Linked DNA regions of Mus musculus: region 2 is linked to region 1. Evidence: chromatin loops called from intact Hi-C (ENCODE). Cell type or tissue: heart. All regions are shown on one strand.

The links. Hi-C counts contacts between places; a loop is a spot of excess contacts. Peaks named below come from ENCODE experiments on the same cell type or tissue, not always from the same donor. Only the 100,000 strongest peaks of a DNase experiment are listed, where the experiment ranks them.
Region 2: it touches region 1 in a loop (2.1-fold over the local background); 5 of 42 quality-filtered maps call a loop at or near these places.

The regions. Positions count from the first base shown.
Region 1 is chr10:61,975,980-61,983,979 of GRCm38, forward strand. Col13a1 (collagen, type XIII, alpha 1) reads right to left here and starts at 3,129. Exons shown (of 41, transcript NM_007731.3): 1 at 2,370-3,129. The coding sequence starts at 2,657. In heart, CTCF peaks have their summits at 1,301 and 4,642 (motif pointing right); a DNase peak (open chromatin) is centred at 4,652; H3K4me3 peaks cover 4,074 bases; H3K27ac peaks cover 3,509 bases; H3K27me3 peaks cover 1,681 bases.
Region 2 is chr10:62,058,906-62,066,905 of GRCm38, forward strand. No RefSeq gene overlaps it. Among named protein-coding and RNA genes, the nearest start is that of Fam241b, 48 kb to the right of the region's middle. In heart, no CTCF peak of the experiment used is centred here; no DNase peak of the experiment used is centred here; H3K27ac peaks cover 93 bases; H3K27me3 peaks cover 324 bases.

The sequences.
Region 1 (8,000 bases):
GCAGACTATTTTTGTCACAGCAATGAGAAACTCCGCTGCCCGGCCAGTCACCAGCTCCCCTGTCTGCCAAGCGCTTTCTGTGAGAGTAGAGTGCATGACGGACTCCAGTTTGATTCTTATTTGATTCCAATAGAATAAGCCACATATGCTAGTGATTACTGTATGAGACCAGGTGGCCTTTGAGGGCCCCTTTAGCAGCCCCCAGACCGGAGACCCCGTATTTGCCAGGTTCTGTGTCAGGACAGCTCCCTCCAACATCCCCAGACTACTACCTCTAGGTGTCATTACCCCTGCAGCTAGCAAGTCCAGTTAGCTCTGTCCCCAACATCACCCCCAGCCATGGTCCCCAAATAGCCTCCTGTCAGCCTTAACTCCCATTTGAGGGACATACACATCTTTCATTAAATCCTTTGGTAGCTTCCCATTTCCCCACTTCTCCATCTGGCAGTCCCTTTTTGACCTGGGTTGCCTCTCCCAGTTCCCATGGTTTAGATCGCCATTCACAGCCCCCAAAGCAGCCCTGCCCCCACCTCTAGCTCCATCCTCCAGAGCCCATTCCCTGGGTGGTGGTGGGGTTGTCTTAGCACAAAGCCTGATGCTTGCCCCCTCGTGCCAGGCAAACTCCTATTCACACCTCCTGGTCTTGCCCTAAAAATCACTTCCTCAGGAACCCACCTTATGTTGTATATAAGACATTTCCTGGCCGGTTTTCCTCTATTATTGTAACGATTCCCTCCAGACACGGTGTCTACTCATTTTCTTTCTCTGTCCCACTCAAGTTCAGGAAGACTGAAGTGTTCCCCCGGAGCAGTTGTCCCCCACCCCACCTCTGCTAGCTCTCAGCGATGGGTGCAGAGTAAGGAGGCTTAGCTCTAACACTGGATGTCATCATATGGCCCTGAACAACCTACTGCCCGGCTCAAGAACTTGGTTTTTTCCCCCTCTGTAAAATGGGGTCACTTCTTATCATCTTTGGGGTGCTTCTCAGTTCGAGAGGCGAGGGTCAAAGAGTCATCAGGGTAAACAGAAGCTTCTGCTTGAAGCAGGGGACTCGACAGGAGAGACAAACGGGAGGCCTGGAGGTCTGGCACAGGGATGCACAAGAGGAGGCCTTTGCCACCCTCTTCAGTCCACACAGTGCCCCTCCCCCACTCGGCAAGCCCAGAGCCCAGAGACTGCCCCCAAGCCTAGGGAACTGTGGGTGGCCTGACTGAGTCTTCTTAGTTCTGACCAGTCATGGCAATGGGCTGTAGCAGCAAGCGTGGGCCACCCTCTATGCTGTAGCCTGTGACTTCCCCCATGGGGCCATCTAGGGAATTACTATAAAAGAAGCACCCAAGAGAAACCTAACTGCGGGAGAGACCTAACCAACCCAATTAGATCTGGCTAATGCTCGCCATCATTCTGTAAGCTCAGAGAGGTTACAGTATGTGTCCCAGTTTGCACAGCATCCCAATAAATCCCAAGATAGGTAGAAAAGGACAGAGCTACTTGCTGGCTTTTCAGCAGCACCCTTTCAGTTACTATCTCACACACCTCCCATTGTGCTCTTCAGATTCTCTTAGGCCGCCAGCCCCACTCCATCTTGGGTTCCGCTTTCCCTCCTTATCGCCCACACCCACACTCCGCCCCACTGGAGTCTGCATTTCCCGCCTCCCCAGGGAGGATGGCATTGCCACGAGCACTCTCAGGATTCCCCGAGCAAAGACATGCATTAGTAACTTTTTAACTACCTGGGAAGGGAGACTTTTGAGAGAGAGCTGCATCCTTTCCGCAGTTGCAGGGATTGAGTTAGGATCATTCCAGAGGCCACAGCCGGAAGAGTCATAGGTTAACGGGACCCTGAGGAGGACTGAGCCAGGAAACTCACACTTGGGCCCTAGGGGCCAGAAACAGCAAACAGGGACCAGCAAAGAGCAATCCACTTTAGAAATTGTCCCTTTAGGTCCTTAAATGGCTCACTCTCTTTCCCTGCTTCCAAATGTGACCATAAAACCAGGCAGCACTCACCCTCGTGGAGCGGACAGGGCCACCAGAGCCCCCCTGCAAGCGTGCACCCAGACTATTTCCCGCAACCAGCCCTGGCGGCCTCTGCGCACCTTTTGCGCGCCCTGCTTTTCTCCACCTGACCGCCGCGCGCGTAGGGCGCCCCCAGCGCAAGACCCCGGGGTCTCCCGGAGCTGGGAGGTCCCGCGCATGGTGCTCTGAATACCTGGCAGCTCAGCAGCGATCCCTACCCACAGTTCTAGGACAGGCAACCTGGGCGAGCGTGCAAAAGAGCGCCGGCCCGTGCCGGCCCGTGGAGTCCCGGGACTGCGCGAGGGGGCGCCTCGGGGTGGGGATAAAAGGCAGCAACAAAGGGCACAAACCTCGTCCAGCAGTTGGTTGACTCGTCCCAAAATAGCTTTCTCCATCTGCTGCTCCCCGCGCTCTGCTTCCAAGCGCAGCACCCGGGCCTGCAGCTCCGCGGTCCGAAAGTGGGCGAGCAGGCTGAGCGCCAGCGAACACAGCGCTAGAGCCAGCAGTCCGCAGCACCCGGGGCTCGGCAGCCTAGCGCACTGCTCAGCCAGCGCCACTGTCCCGGGCCCCGGAGCGCCCAGCTCCCCAGGGCCGCGGCTGCCAGAGGCTGCCGCTTTGCGGGTGCGCTCCGCCACCATGCCCTCGCGTCTTGAGAGCCAATAAATAAATAAATAGAATAAATAAAAACGAGATCCAAGAGGCGCGATCCAAACTGAGAGGCAAGGGGAAAGGGGGTTAACGTGGCTAGAGGACGTCCCTTTCCTTTGCTCGCCAAAGAGGACCGAAAATGAGCAGTCGGAGTCGGGAGCAGCCAAGAGCCACCAGCAGACGCGATCGGAGTACGCCAAAGTAAGAAAAAAGTTATTTCGAAGAATGTTCCAAGTTCGGGGATCTGGCCCCGCTCCCCACTCTTTCCCTTCTCTCTTCTGCAGAGTTCTCGGGCTGGTGCGACGCTCGGGGTCCTTCTGGGTGTTTTGTGTCTCCGGGGAGAACGGGTGTCAGTCCCCGGGCGAAGGGGCACGCATGCAGGGCCCCATGGGCAGAGGTGGGTCGTGGCTGCAGTGAGCCGCGCTGGGGCCGATTCTGGCGCCTCTGTAACTTGACACAGCCGGCGCGGCCGCGCGGATCGGATGAGCGCCGGGCGCTACTTCCCAAACTAATCTCCTGCGCCCCTCCCTCGCCCTCCTCCCGCTCCTCCTCCGCCTCCTGCGGGGCTGCGGCTGGGGTTTGTTTATTTATGCAAAGTCGCCTGGGGTGGGGGGCGTGGTGTGCGGGGCCCCGCCGACCTCGGTAGCCCCCGTCCGGGGCTCCTGGTGCCCTTTGAAGTGACACTTGGGGTTATTTATAGGCGGGGAGGGGGTATGGGGTGGAGCGGAGGCTGCGCTCCTTTTCCCGTCCAAAGATTCACACTCAAGACCTCAAAGACATAGGGACCTGGCATCACAGCACCCCGCTTTCCCAGAACATCGGGGACCCTCCTGCCACCCAATGCACCGCACCACAGCACTCCTCTTTCCTAGGGCCTGGGTGGTGGGTGGTGGTGGGTGTGGGGGACCCTGCGGGCAACCTGTTGAATCACTGTCTGGACGCCTGCTTGGTCCTGTACGTCCTGAGTTGGGAGATCTGCAGTGACAGCAGACAATCTCTCCCTCACCATTTCTACCCAGGGCCCTGCTCTTTGCAGGTGTCTCTGGTGGGACCATGCCACCAACCACAGATTCGCTCAGAGTGGTAAACCCAGCGCCTCGGGGCAGCGGTATTGACCCCCCCCCCCACCTTTTCTCTTTCAGAACTAAACCTAAAGACCTACAGAACAGAAATTTATCAGGGGTCACGCCCATCGCCCGGGTTTATCCTAGGATGTCTAACAGGCGCGGGCGGGTGCGGGGAGGGGGGCGGGACTCTTATTTATGTTGAGCTGAGACGCATAGCAGACTAGCCAACCTAGGATTGCAAGCCATCAAAGGCGGGCAGTTCTCATACATACACACTCCATCTCCCCTTATCCACCTCAAAGCTAACCCTGTGGTGGCTTCCTTGACTGCCACGAGCTAGTGGTCTTTGGGAGTTCTGCATTTGGTATTTTCCTCTCTTTTCTACCCCCGCTCCCCACTTTGAGTGACGTTTGTCAGTAGACTTTTCATTTCCTTGTGCCTCTAGACACTCCTGAAAATGAGGTGGTGGGGCTGAAGCATCGGGCAGGGGAGGGTAGGCTGGCCCTTGAACTGTGAACCGGAAGTGGGGGGTGACAGAGGTGTGGGAGTGAGCGTCCTTTCCTAGTAACAAGGCAAACTTTACATTTTGCATGTTGACCAGTGAGAAGGAGCGTTATATGCAATGCAAACATTAGTGTGGAGTGCACACCTAACGGAATGGGAGCTTGTAATACAGTACTTATATAGACTTAATGTAAGACTGACTGCTAGGTAGTTGGATACCACGGAGAACTACTACGAGGCTAGAAAGCAATGCAGCTGACAGGACTGGTGCCCAGGAAGTCCCAATGTCAAGATTTCCTTGATGTGTCTCATTAACAAACAGGCCTCTGGGTCTCCAGCCTGGTCAAGGGATATCTCCTCCCAGTACAAATGCCTGAGAACTCAGAGGCACTCAGAACCACTAGGGGGCGCTGGAGAGTTTCTCAGCAGCAGTGTTCACTACAGGAAATTGAGCAAGTTGAGGCTTCTTCACGCCCTGCCCGGATCAGTCTGAAATGCCGTTTGAACTGACACAGCAAAACTGAAAACATTTCGGGCCTGAAGTATTTTTGAGATTGGTGTTTCAAGACTCAGGTAGCCTTGGTGTGGTAGCCTGAGTTGAGCCTCGCAATGGAAAAAAAAAGTTCAAACCCAAGGCTCTAAGTGACCCCATGCAGTCAGAAAAATGAATGAAAAAAAAGCCCTTTTCCGATGGTGGGTTTAAAATAAACCAGGTGTAGTGGTACGAGTCTGTAATCCATGCACTTGGAAGGCAGAGGCAGGGGGATGGTAAATTCAAGGTCATTCGTGGTCACATGGTGAGTTTGAGGGCAGCGAGGGCTATATGAGATCTCATTTCAAAGAAAAGCTAACTAAATAAAATGGGCTTATAATAAAGGATCTAGATTTTTCAGGAGGATTTAAAGAAGAGGTGAATGTAACGCAGACAGTAGGCACTCAGTAAGTAAGTAGTATCTCATAGGAGCTCATGGCTGCAGGTGCAGGCTGACACACACACCCCTGCTGCCTCCTCCATCTACAGAATGGGAAAAAAATTGGACCCAGGAGGACAAAATGATGACAGACAGTGTGCACCTCTCCATAGCTGGAGGGAGTTTTGCAACAAGTGAGCTTTGACTGAGCTGAGGGACCCCCTTACCGTTTCTTCTGCATTGTCTCAATATCTTCCTCTGGAGGTTCTTTGGGGCAGGGGTGGCTTGGTTTTTGTTCTATTTTTCTATTTTAGGCATCATTTCCCCTTGGATCAATGTTGGAACAAAATTAGGCTTGGTTTGAGTCCTAGCATCTAAGGACTCAGAGGTGAGAAGCAGCTAAGCCATGTGCCCATACAGCTGATACATGAGAGCCATGAACGAGAAGACACTGAAGAAGAAAGGACCTTCAGGGATGTCCAGGCAATACAGCAGGGATGTGATGGTCTGGAAAAGGTCACTAGGAATTTCTGCTTTGTAGCAAAGTAGGGGGCTTCCAATCCTAACGAAAGAACTGACTTTGATCTGCAGTCACAGCTTGGGTAACAGTTTCCTCCCAGATTGAAACATTTCTGAAACATTTCGTCCTACAGGGAAGCTCCTTAATCAGGAAGGTAAACAACTCAAATGAGCTTCAGGAAGTCCCTGAAACTGACGAGATTCACTAAGCCCCTCCCTGGAAGAGTAAGCAATAAAAGCTGAGAGAGCAGGAAGCTGAGCTGCAAAGAAGACTCTTAAGAAGAGCAAAGCTGCAAAGAATGGACTGCCTGGAAGACACTTAGACCAGAGTCACTTGGAAAGGATGCTCTCCAGCCTGTTGAGTTGCCTGCAGGCTGTGCAGTATGCTCCAGATTCCCAGCTTTGTGAGCTGTCATCAATACTGGGGAGAGCTTTGGTGATGCAGCTGTCTGAGTCGTTGTTGCTCCTATAGGTCACCCTTTACCTCTTCTCCTGTAAGTAACTCCATTAAAGCTCATTGGTTCACCCTAGCTGCACTTTGGTGGTATCTGCACTTGAGTTGTCGTGGGTTCTCTATCTGGGGTGAATAAACGTGTGTTGCATCTCCCCAGGTTGTGTCACACAGCACAGCTACAGATGTAGGAAACCTGGATTCTGGAGTGGAGAGTCCAGGAAAGCCATGCCTCTATCCATTCAGTCTGTGTTGCTCTTCAGGAATGTTCTGTAGTTTTCTGCATTGTGCATTTGCCTAGCTCTCTGCAACTTTGGGGTATGTCTTTTGCACCCGGCCCTCACCTGGCCCGGGGTTGGATGTGTATAGGGGGAATGGCCAGTCTTATGAATGAATGCCATTTTTCTTCTCTTATGTTCTTGACAGCATCTCTCTTCTTCCTGATACCTCCACCACAACCCTGACCCCTGTGAGTGGCCGTCACCACACCAGCTCTGTGACTGCTGCTTGGTTCTCCAGGTGCCCCTTGTTAAAGGTGGCAGTCAGGCCCCCTGGGAATTACCATAGTGCATCTTCTGGGCTGTTCTGAGCACAGCCCTCACCTGGGTCACATGTGGAGGCCACAGGGGATCAGAACCTGTTATTCATTCAGCTCCAATCCGTTCCCAGTTCTTCCAGCAGCCATGACCACTTCCTCTCAGTCCTTACAACTCTGGTAGGGTGAACCCCATGCCAGGCCCTATAGGACTTACAATAGAATCTAGGATCACCTAGGGGATAAACCTGTGGGCATGTCTATGAGGAAGTTTTTAGATTACATTGAGGAGGGAAGTCCCACCCTAAATGTAGATAGCACCAGCTCAAGGCCTGGGATCCTGGGATAATAAGAAGAGCCCCAGCTCCCCTCTGATTTGGCTTCTTGACTGAACACAGTGTGATTGAACGCCACATGTTCTTTATAGCATGCTTTCCCTGACCTGATGGACAAAACTCTGGATCCAAATCAAAACTTTTCCCTCCTTTAGTAGCTGTTGTCAGGGAGTTTGTCTGCAGCCAAAAAAAGTAACGAATACAGGAAGTAACCTTCTTCCTTGACTATAGGGATGGAGTCCAAGATGGAGTTAAAGATTGGCCAATTCAGGTTCACAAGAAAGAGGCAGGTAGGATGGGTGGGGCAGAGTTTCTTTGGGAAGAACCTGAACCGACAGCCCTCAGGATTTCAGGGCATTGTGGCACCATTGCTAGGTAGGAGGAAGCCAGGGTTGAGAACCGCAGGCTTGTGATACTCTTTGAGTCCTTGGCTTCTGCTAAACTGGAGGCTTATCCAGGCCTGAACTCTCCCGACTGCGGGTCAGGTCTGTTCAAGCCCACTTGAGTTGGATCACACAGATATGTCTACCCACCTCTGCCTAGGAAACTCTTGGATGTTAGTGGCAGACCAGAAAGGCTCACCTTCCCATCATGCTCCTGGAAGGCCCCACTCGTCCAGGAATTGGAGGGGCCTAGAGGGCGGGGCCACTGCTCTGCCCACCCCTCACTGTGGTAGGGATGGGGGTTAGTTCCTATGTCCTCCTGGACTGGTTCCTGTCCCACAGAACCCCCAGCTCACACGCCCCTGTCCTCTCACCCAGCTGCCTTCCTGGGTCTCCAAGAGATTCCTTTCCTCTCCTTCGCTGAGCCTCTTCCGCACCTCAGTTCTTTCTCTTTTTCTTCCCTCCGCTGGAGCTCTCACTGGTACCCTGCAGCTCCTGCTGGATGTTTGATCTCTCTCACAATGATCTTGGCCCATGTGGCCCTGGTCTGAGGCAAACATCACACGATTTGGTCCAGGCCCAACAGTCTCCCCTGTAGTACCTATGTCAGGCTAAGCTAAGCTAAGCA
Region 2 (8,000 bases), 83 kb after region 1:
AGGAGGGGGAGGAAGGGCCGTTGTCAGTAGCCCTCTACCACCCTGGTCACACTCATGGAGGCTTGGGGGCGGGGGCTAGACGTCATTATGTCAAAGGTCATAGAACCGAGGAGGCCACCCTTTGAGCCTCAGGTTTCCCTGCAGTAAGATACTTGGTGAATGTTTCTGGAGAAGGGTCTAAGGATCACCTGAGTAGAGTGACCAGGCAGCTTGTGTAACATGCAGGGTTCTGAGGCCTACAGGGACTCCGGTCTCTGTGAATCAGGAAGGCTGAGGGCTGGCCCAGGGCTGGGTGATTGACAAGCTTCCCCACCTATGAGAGCTGCTGAGCCAGCTGGACCGCTCTATGATCCCTCCAGCATGGAGGTTGGAGGGAAGGAGAGGAAAGGTGGATGGATATGAGGAAGGAGAGAGGAGGAAGGCGGATGGTTTGGGAAATAGAGGGATAGAAGAGAGAATAAACAGATGTATGGAAGGATAGACTGAAGAAAGGACAGACAGGTGGAAGAAGGATGAAGAAAAGGATGGAGGGATAGAGGGAGGGAGGGATAAAGGGGAGGAGGGAAGGAAAGTGGATGGATGGGAGGAACGATGGATGCATTGGGAGGACAGATGGATTAAAGAAAAGTCGGAAGGAAGAGGGGTGGAAAGATGGAAGGACAGATGGGAGACTAAAGGGAGAAAGGAGGGAAGGAAGAGTGGGAGAATGAGATGAGCACAAAGATGAGCAGAAGTGGGGGTGGGGGCTCATGCACGGGTAATGGCTGTCTGCGGCATTTACTAATGGCTTCCTATGTGCCAGGCTGAAGGTTTGCTTCTGTCTATCCAGTCTGTACCCTTTTCCCACCTCCTCCACACTGCATACTATGCTAACTCACAGCAGTTCCATGACCCATGGGTTATACAGGGCCCTCATCCAGCCCAGGCCTGTGAGACCCCAGAGCCAGTGTTCTGAACGGCCACAGTGTGCTGTCCCAGTAAGAGGTCCTAGGGGATCCCCCAGTCAGTGAGTACAAACTCGGCTCTTAAAGTAGCCTGTTACCCCAGAAGTCTGACTCCCCTCCACACTCCCCGCCCAGGACTCTTACTCTCTCAGTGCCAAAGGGTCAGAGTGGCAGAAAAAAAAAATCAGGAATGGGATGAGGTACTTCCACTCTGGTCTGCCCTGGAGATGAAGGTGGCCCTGCGGTCTCTGAGCATCTCTCCCCTTCCTTAGAGCCCTCAGTAGCCTCACAGCCTGGGAGGGCTGTCTTGGTCCCCTGATGCTCTCTGACTCCTTTTCTACAGGGGGTCAACTCCTGAGGACCGCTTCCTTCCCTAGCCCTACCCTATGCTTGCTTGTGCTCTGAGGCCTGCTCAGCTGCCTGCTAGGGACTCCCCTGGGAAAGGGTCGGTGAGGGTGTTAAGAGAAAGCCCCAGGTTGATCCAGAACCGAGAGGAGCCTGAACTTGGCCTTTGGACTATTCGAGCAGAGCCGTTTAGAACGGCTTCGCTCAGCCACGCCTGCCTCAGAGGGAAATGGAGACCAGATGTGCTGGCCTTGAGGGAAAAACCTAGTCAAGGCTCAGCCTTAGCACCTCATCCCCACCATCCTGGGCCCTGGCTCAGGGTCCCAAAGAGGGCTGAAGTAGGGACTCCCAACTGCCTCCTTTGCTCAGACGAGATGAGATAAAGAAAACCTTCCAGAGCAGTGGAAAGTCTGAGCCCTCTGGGAAATCTGGGCTGAGCAGAGAAGCCCAACACAGGAGTTCTACAGCTCCTGGCCAAGACACAGAGGCCTGAGGCACGAAATTGCTGGAACAAGATCACATAGCCTTGCTGTGGGGAAGAAGTACGACCCTCATTTCCCGGCTTGGCGCTCTGCCGATGTCTCTCCTCTGCGGCAAAACACAACCCCAAACACGGCCCCCTGTGGAAAGGGGGAACTTGGAAAGTGTGATACTAAAGTCACGTACAAGGAGATCCCCAGAGTGCAAATTAGTGGGTCCTGGACTCCTCATGTGAAATGGGGAGTAATCTTCTGGCATCTTTGTGTGTGTGTGTGGAGGGGGGACAGGGATGTGAAAGCTAGTGCCCCCCTCCCCAAATATTGTTCACAGGCTGCCTGTCTGTGAAGGAAGGAGAGAGGGATGATGTCCACCAGGCAACCCTTTGCTTGACATCCGACCTCTTTCGCCTCTCACGGTGAACACTTGAGTGATTTACTGCAACAGACACAGGGGACAGGGGGCTGTGTCAGACAGGCACAGGCTGGCAAGCAGCCTGACCAAACACACGGAACGTCAGTGGCCGCCTGGACCCTCCCAGAGTCGCACGGTTTCAAAGCTGCGTTAGCTGAGCATCAAGAGAGATGGCTTGCTTTGTTTTTAATAACAAGTGAGGCTTGTTCGGGAGACTGGGAGCATATGTTGTCAGGGTGGCTGGCCTTGTCTGCACCTGCTCATTCATTGCCAAGGGCCCCCACCCCTGTCTTCACTGCCCTTTCCCACAGTCGAATCTGTGTCTGGCCCACAGTGTCATTGGGTGAACAGAGGTGCAAACTGGTGGAACGGGTGTGTTCCTTTTTCTCCGCCTTCAGCAAGCTCACATTCCCCTGGCTGACCTCAAACTTGCCCTGAAGCTGTCAATAACCTTGAACTTCTGATCCTCCTGCCTCTGCCTCCCAGGTTTTGGGGTTACAGGTGTAACCTGTAAGCCGTGCACACAATCTAGATCCCAGGTGAGTTAATAGCAGGCTTGCAAACACACTCTGACCCAAGGGAAGCACCTGTGCTAACACCATCCATGGGCCCCACAGGTGCTTTGGGGGAACTGAGATTAAAGACAGATTAAACCTGGGGCAGGGGTACGCCAGAAGCACCCTGACTCCCAAATCAGTTCAACTCATTGCTGGAGACAGCCTTCCCAGCAGAGGCTCCTGAGACACCCAGAACTAATGCTGAATAAAATGTGAGCTCACAACAAAAATGACCCAACAGGCTGAGGCTCGTGAGATGGCTCAGCAGGAAAAGGGGGCTGAGTTCTGTCCCTGGATGGCACATGGCAGGAGAGAATTGACTCTTGTGAGTTGTCCTCTGACCTTGACATGTGCACCATGGCACAAAGGCACCTCCCCTGCCACACCCCAAATGCACACAAGAAATAATTAAATGTAATGCCCAATACATAAAGATGCAAGTCATGGATTGGTCCCTAAGGATCACTGATGTTTGACTCTTTCACCCTCACTGAAACTCTGAAAGGGACCTTTCCCAGACCAGGATACCCAGAGAGTTATAAGATCAAGAGGCCCCATCCCAAGCTGCTGCGGAAATTCCTTCCCAGGGAACAGACAGAACATACACGACCTCTACCTTTCCTCCTAAGATCCCGATGGTAAACGGAGGCACGATTCCACCAAAATTCACCCTGGAGAACCATTGAGTTTATCGGGCTTCCGTACAGAGTACAGATAGGTGAGGGGTTACTTACAGAAGTGTGGGTGCTCCTCCTCCAACAGGCCACACCTGGAAAGCCTTTAGACAGTGGGGTGAAGGCTCCCCATAGCAGTATACATAGGGCCCTTCTGCAGCCTATAATCCTAGTCCCTCCCGAGGCCGCATGCAATTAATGCAGGTGGTGGGGAGTGGCTAGATACTCAGGTGAGAGTCTAAGTGTAAAGAGTCAACAAGCCCATCTGGTTCAATCCCGTTTGCAAGGGTACCCAACCGATGGCAATTGCTCGGCTGGGAGGAGAGTCGTTCACAATACGAGGTTACATATGCAATAAGCAATTCTTTGCTGTGCAGCTGCCTACACAGCAGGCAAGGAACTCCAGGGATGTAGATTAAGAGTTGTCACCCATGCTGGGGTGGACTGGTTGACAACGTAATGGCCCCTGAGTTACCCATGTTCCTGTCTGTAACGTCTTACCCACATTTCTAGAAATAACTTCAATACGCCAGACTTGATGCAAATGTTCATAGATATGGTGTGTGGCCCTGTCATCACAGCAATTGCACAGGTTGGACATCTCAAAGATTTGTGTGTGTGTGTGTGTGTGTGTGCATGTTTGCCTATATGTCTGCACACCATGTGCATGCAATGGTAGTAGAGGCCAGTAGAGGGCGTTGGACCCTCCTGGAACAGGAGCTGTGAGCCACCACGTGGGTTCTGAGATTCTGGGAATCCCACTGCAAAAGCAGCCAGTGCTCTTAGCCATTGAGCCACCTCTCTAGCACCCGCAGGAGTAAATTTTATGGGACCTTTGGATACTGTTAGATCTCAGAGAACTTCTGGCCCTAGGCAGTACTGCCTTTGAGCACAGGCCATGCTATATTCTTCCCTCCATTGTCACAGCTTTATGGTGCTTGAGTTTGGACAGTAATGAAAAGCAAAGACCATATGCAAACCACTGCAGTGCAAGAGATGAGGTGATGGTGCCAGATAGGAGTCCAAGGTTTTCAAAGCCCCGTGGTACCCAACATCCACCCCATTAGTAAATAACTGTGGTTGCGTAAAAATCAGATATAAATAGTTCCCCTTCAATTTGTGTGTATTTGCTTTTTGTGGGTGGCTGCAAAGTTAGAACAGACACGCACACTAGGTTAGCCAGCGTATCTTTCTGGTGTTCCTTTTGGCCCTACGGGCCTATAACTAAAAACATCCTTGGGACAGAAAGGTGTCATGAACAGAGGGAGTCTGTGGGGAGGGAGAGCACTAAGACATCTGCATCCAGTCTTTTGGCATCAACACAGATACACGCATCTCCTCCGTCACTAGGGTTTAGTGGATTTTGCAGCCAATCAGTGAGAGTTAGTGAGTCCAGAGGGGAGGAAGCACACAGCTGGCCAAGTTCAGTTAGCCACATCCCATCATGTCTTGGTTTAAGAGTCGCAGTGTGGTGGAAGTCGATGGCTTTCACCAGCACTGGCCTCACCAGTCAATGGTCATGGACTGGACAATACTCTGGCTTCCTTGAGCTATAGGCATGGCGTGGTTTGTGATGCATGGATAAACCAGAAATCCTCAAATCTCACCCCATTAACCCCTCCGCTGACCCCTGAATTTTCACCACCACCCCCATTCTGCTAATATAGTGAACCATTTTAGAAAGGGACCACTGAGCTATCATCCACTGATAGCTATTTCCTGGGGGTTCTTTGGGTCAGAGTCTCTCTCTCTCTCTCTCTCTGTGTGTGTGTGTGTGTGTGTATGTCTGTGTGTGTGTGCAAGAGAGAGAGAGAGACAGAGAGAGACAGGGAGAGAGAGAGTTTGAGGTTCCATACACACATGTATATGCAGATGTTTGCAGATATATGTATGTTTGTAGATGCACATGCACACGTGTGCACATGCAGATACCAGAGGCCAGTCTCAGGTGTTGTTCCTCAAGCACCATCCACTTTATTGTAAAAGAAGATCTCTCACAGGCCCAAGATCTCCCAGTAGGGTAGACTGGCTCACAGGTGAGCCCCAGAGACAGGCCTGTCTTCACCTCTCCAGCATTGGGGTTACCCATGTGTGCCACCATACTTAAGAGTCTTTACATGAATTCTAGGAGTTGAACTCAGGATGTTATGCTTGCAAGACAAGCACTTTTAAATTGACTGAGCCATCCCCTCAGGCCCCAAGAGAGATTACTAAAAAAAACAAAAAACAAAACAGGGGCTAGAGAGATGGCTCAGCCATTAAGAACACTGACTGCTCTTCCAGAGGTCCTGACTTCAATTCCCAGAAGCCACATCCATCTCACAACCATCTGTAATGGGGATCCGATGCCATCTTCTGGTGTGTCTGAAGACAGTGACAGTGTACTCACATACATGAAATAAATCAATCTTTAAACAAACAAACAAACGAAAAAACTCAAAACCAAACAAAAAACAAAACAAACAACAACAATCCCAAGATGTCAGAGGGAATGGCTGAGGGAAGGGGACCTAGGGAGAATTCCTTGAGATCAGACAGACTCTGAGAGCTGCTGTACAGAAACTTAGGTCATGAAGCTCTGTAGGAGACACACCCACAGGGACCTAAAGGAGAAGGGAATGACAAGGACTGGCTGATCCAGATGCGGCTGCAGGTAGGACCTTGACTGCTCTGGAAGATGTATGGATGGCCCTTCAAGCTGTCTCTTACTAAGGCAAAGGAGGTGAACCTCTTTATCTGGCATCTGAGAATTGATGTCGGCAAAGTGGAGAAGATCCCCACTACACAGCTGCCTCCAGTGTCACAGAATACAGCTGTGAGCTCCTGGCAGCCATAAGTGCCCTCACTCCTCCAGGAGATAGATGCATGTGCCACCCGCAGTCTGTGGTCCCCTTTCAGGGGATGGGCGTGTGGAAATCTCCAAGAGCTGGACAGAGTACTCTATACAGAATGGAGGGGGTCTAAAACTTAGTGGGGCACAGATAGAACCTGAGAAGGAGAGGCAGGGAGAGTCTTGAGACGAGGGGAAGTTGCTCCCCACAACCCCAGAACCTTAGAACCAGGTGGTAAAGTGCGGCCTCGGGTGTGGCTCTCACGTTGATTACACTTGACGTTAGATTTCCTATGATTCCCACATTTCCAGCTGCTCTGGAAGATCAAAAGATGAAAATGGGGTGGGGCTCACGTTCCTCCAAGGCCCAAGCTGGCCTGCTACCCTGTTCTGTGCACTCCAGTTTGCTCCAGCTAGTCACTTGGTCTCAGCTTGGATTCCTCCAGGGACAGGAGGCTCTCTGGTCCCAGGGACAGCTGATTCATTCTGGCAAATTCTGGTAGAAAAGACTTCCCCATGTGAAGTAACAACCTGGTACCCTGGAGGTTCACCACAGTCCACACATCACTGAGCATCTGGGATACCTGCTATGACTGTTGCTGGGCTTGGGGAGCACAGTGAGCCAGGTAGACAGGGCTAATGTCATCTTCTGGAAGGGATGACAGACAGGAAAGAAATAGTGGTCATAACTGTGTGAAGGTCCCTGAAGGTCCCATGTGCGTGTATGCGTGCGTGTGTGCGTGCGTGCGTGCGTGCGTGCGTGCGTGCGTGTGTGTGTGTGTGTGTGTGTGTGTGTGTGTGTGTGATAAAGGGACTCAGGCACATATCTCAACCTAGTCTCAGGAGGTAAATGAGGCTCAGGAAGCCTCAGTCAGAGTAGCAGACTGAGGTTAAGGGCAGGGTAGAGCCACAGAGGGACTGGAGACCTCATCTCAAGGCAGTAGAAGCAGGGAGGTCAATTAGTAACATACCCTGATCATTCACTTCCTATCTGTGTCCTCCTTCCCTTCTGGCAGTCAACTAGTGTCACCTAGATGCAGACAAGGTTGCCCTGAAGTCCCCTCTCTGCCCACCCCCAGGGTGTCCATGGCAGCTAGGGAGCACCCCAACTCTGAATGGCCCCACAAACCTGTGGGTCCTCTCAGAAGACAGAAGTGCCCACAAGGAAATGTTTTCTGTCCTCCATCCCCCTCATCCTGCCCAGTATAGACAAAGCTGCCCCGTGACAAGAAGCAGAGGGGAAGCGGATGACTCCATGGCTGAGCTTTGGCAGGAAACCCTCTGCCCTGCCACCATGAGTCAGCAGAACGTCGGGGACCAAGTCGGGGAAATGAATCAGCATTTCCAGGAACTGACCCTTGTGTGGATCCCAGAGGGTTTGAGAAATCAAGGAGATGCCAGCGACTGATCCTCCTCTGACGTCTCCTGCTACTGTTGGAGGGTCTCCTGGAAGCCTGGGCTTTTAACACAGACCTGCTCACATCCTAGTCTGAAGTAGGCACCTTGTATGAAATACCAGCACCTACTTGTGTGCGTGCATGCATGTGTACGTACGTGCATGTGAGGACGGATGTCAGAGGATAACTTTCTGGTACCAGTTCTCTCTTTCTCCTGTCTGGGTTCTGGGGTTTAAACTTGGTGGCAAGTACCTTTACCGGACAATCCATCTCCCCAACTGTCATGGTTTGAATATGCTTGGCCCAGGTAGAAGGTGTGGCCTTGTTGGAGTAGGTATGTCACTGTGGGTGTGGGCTTTAAG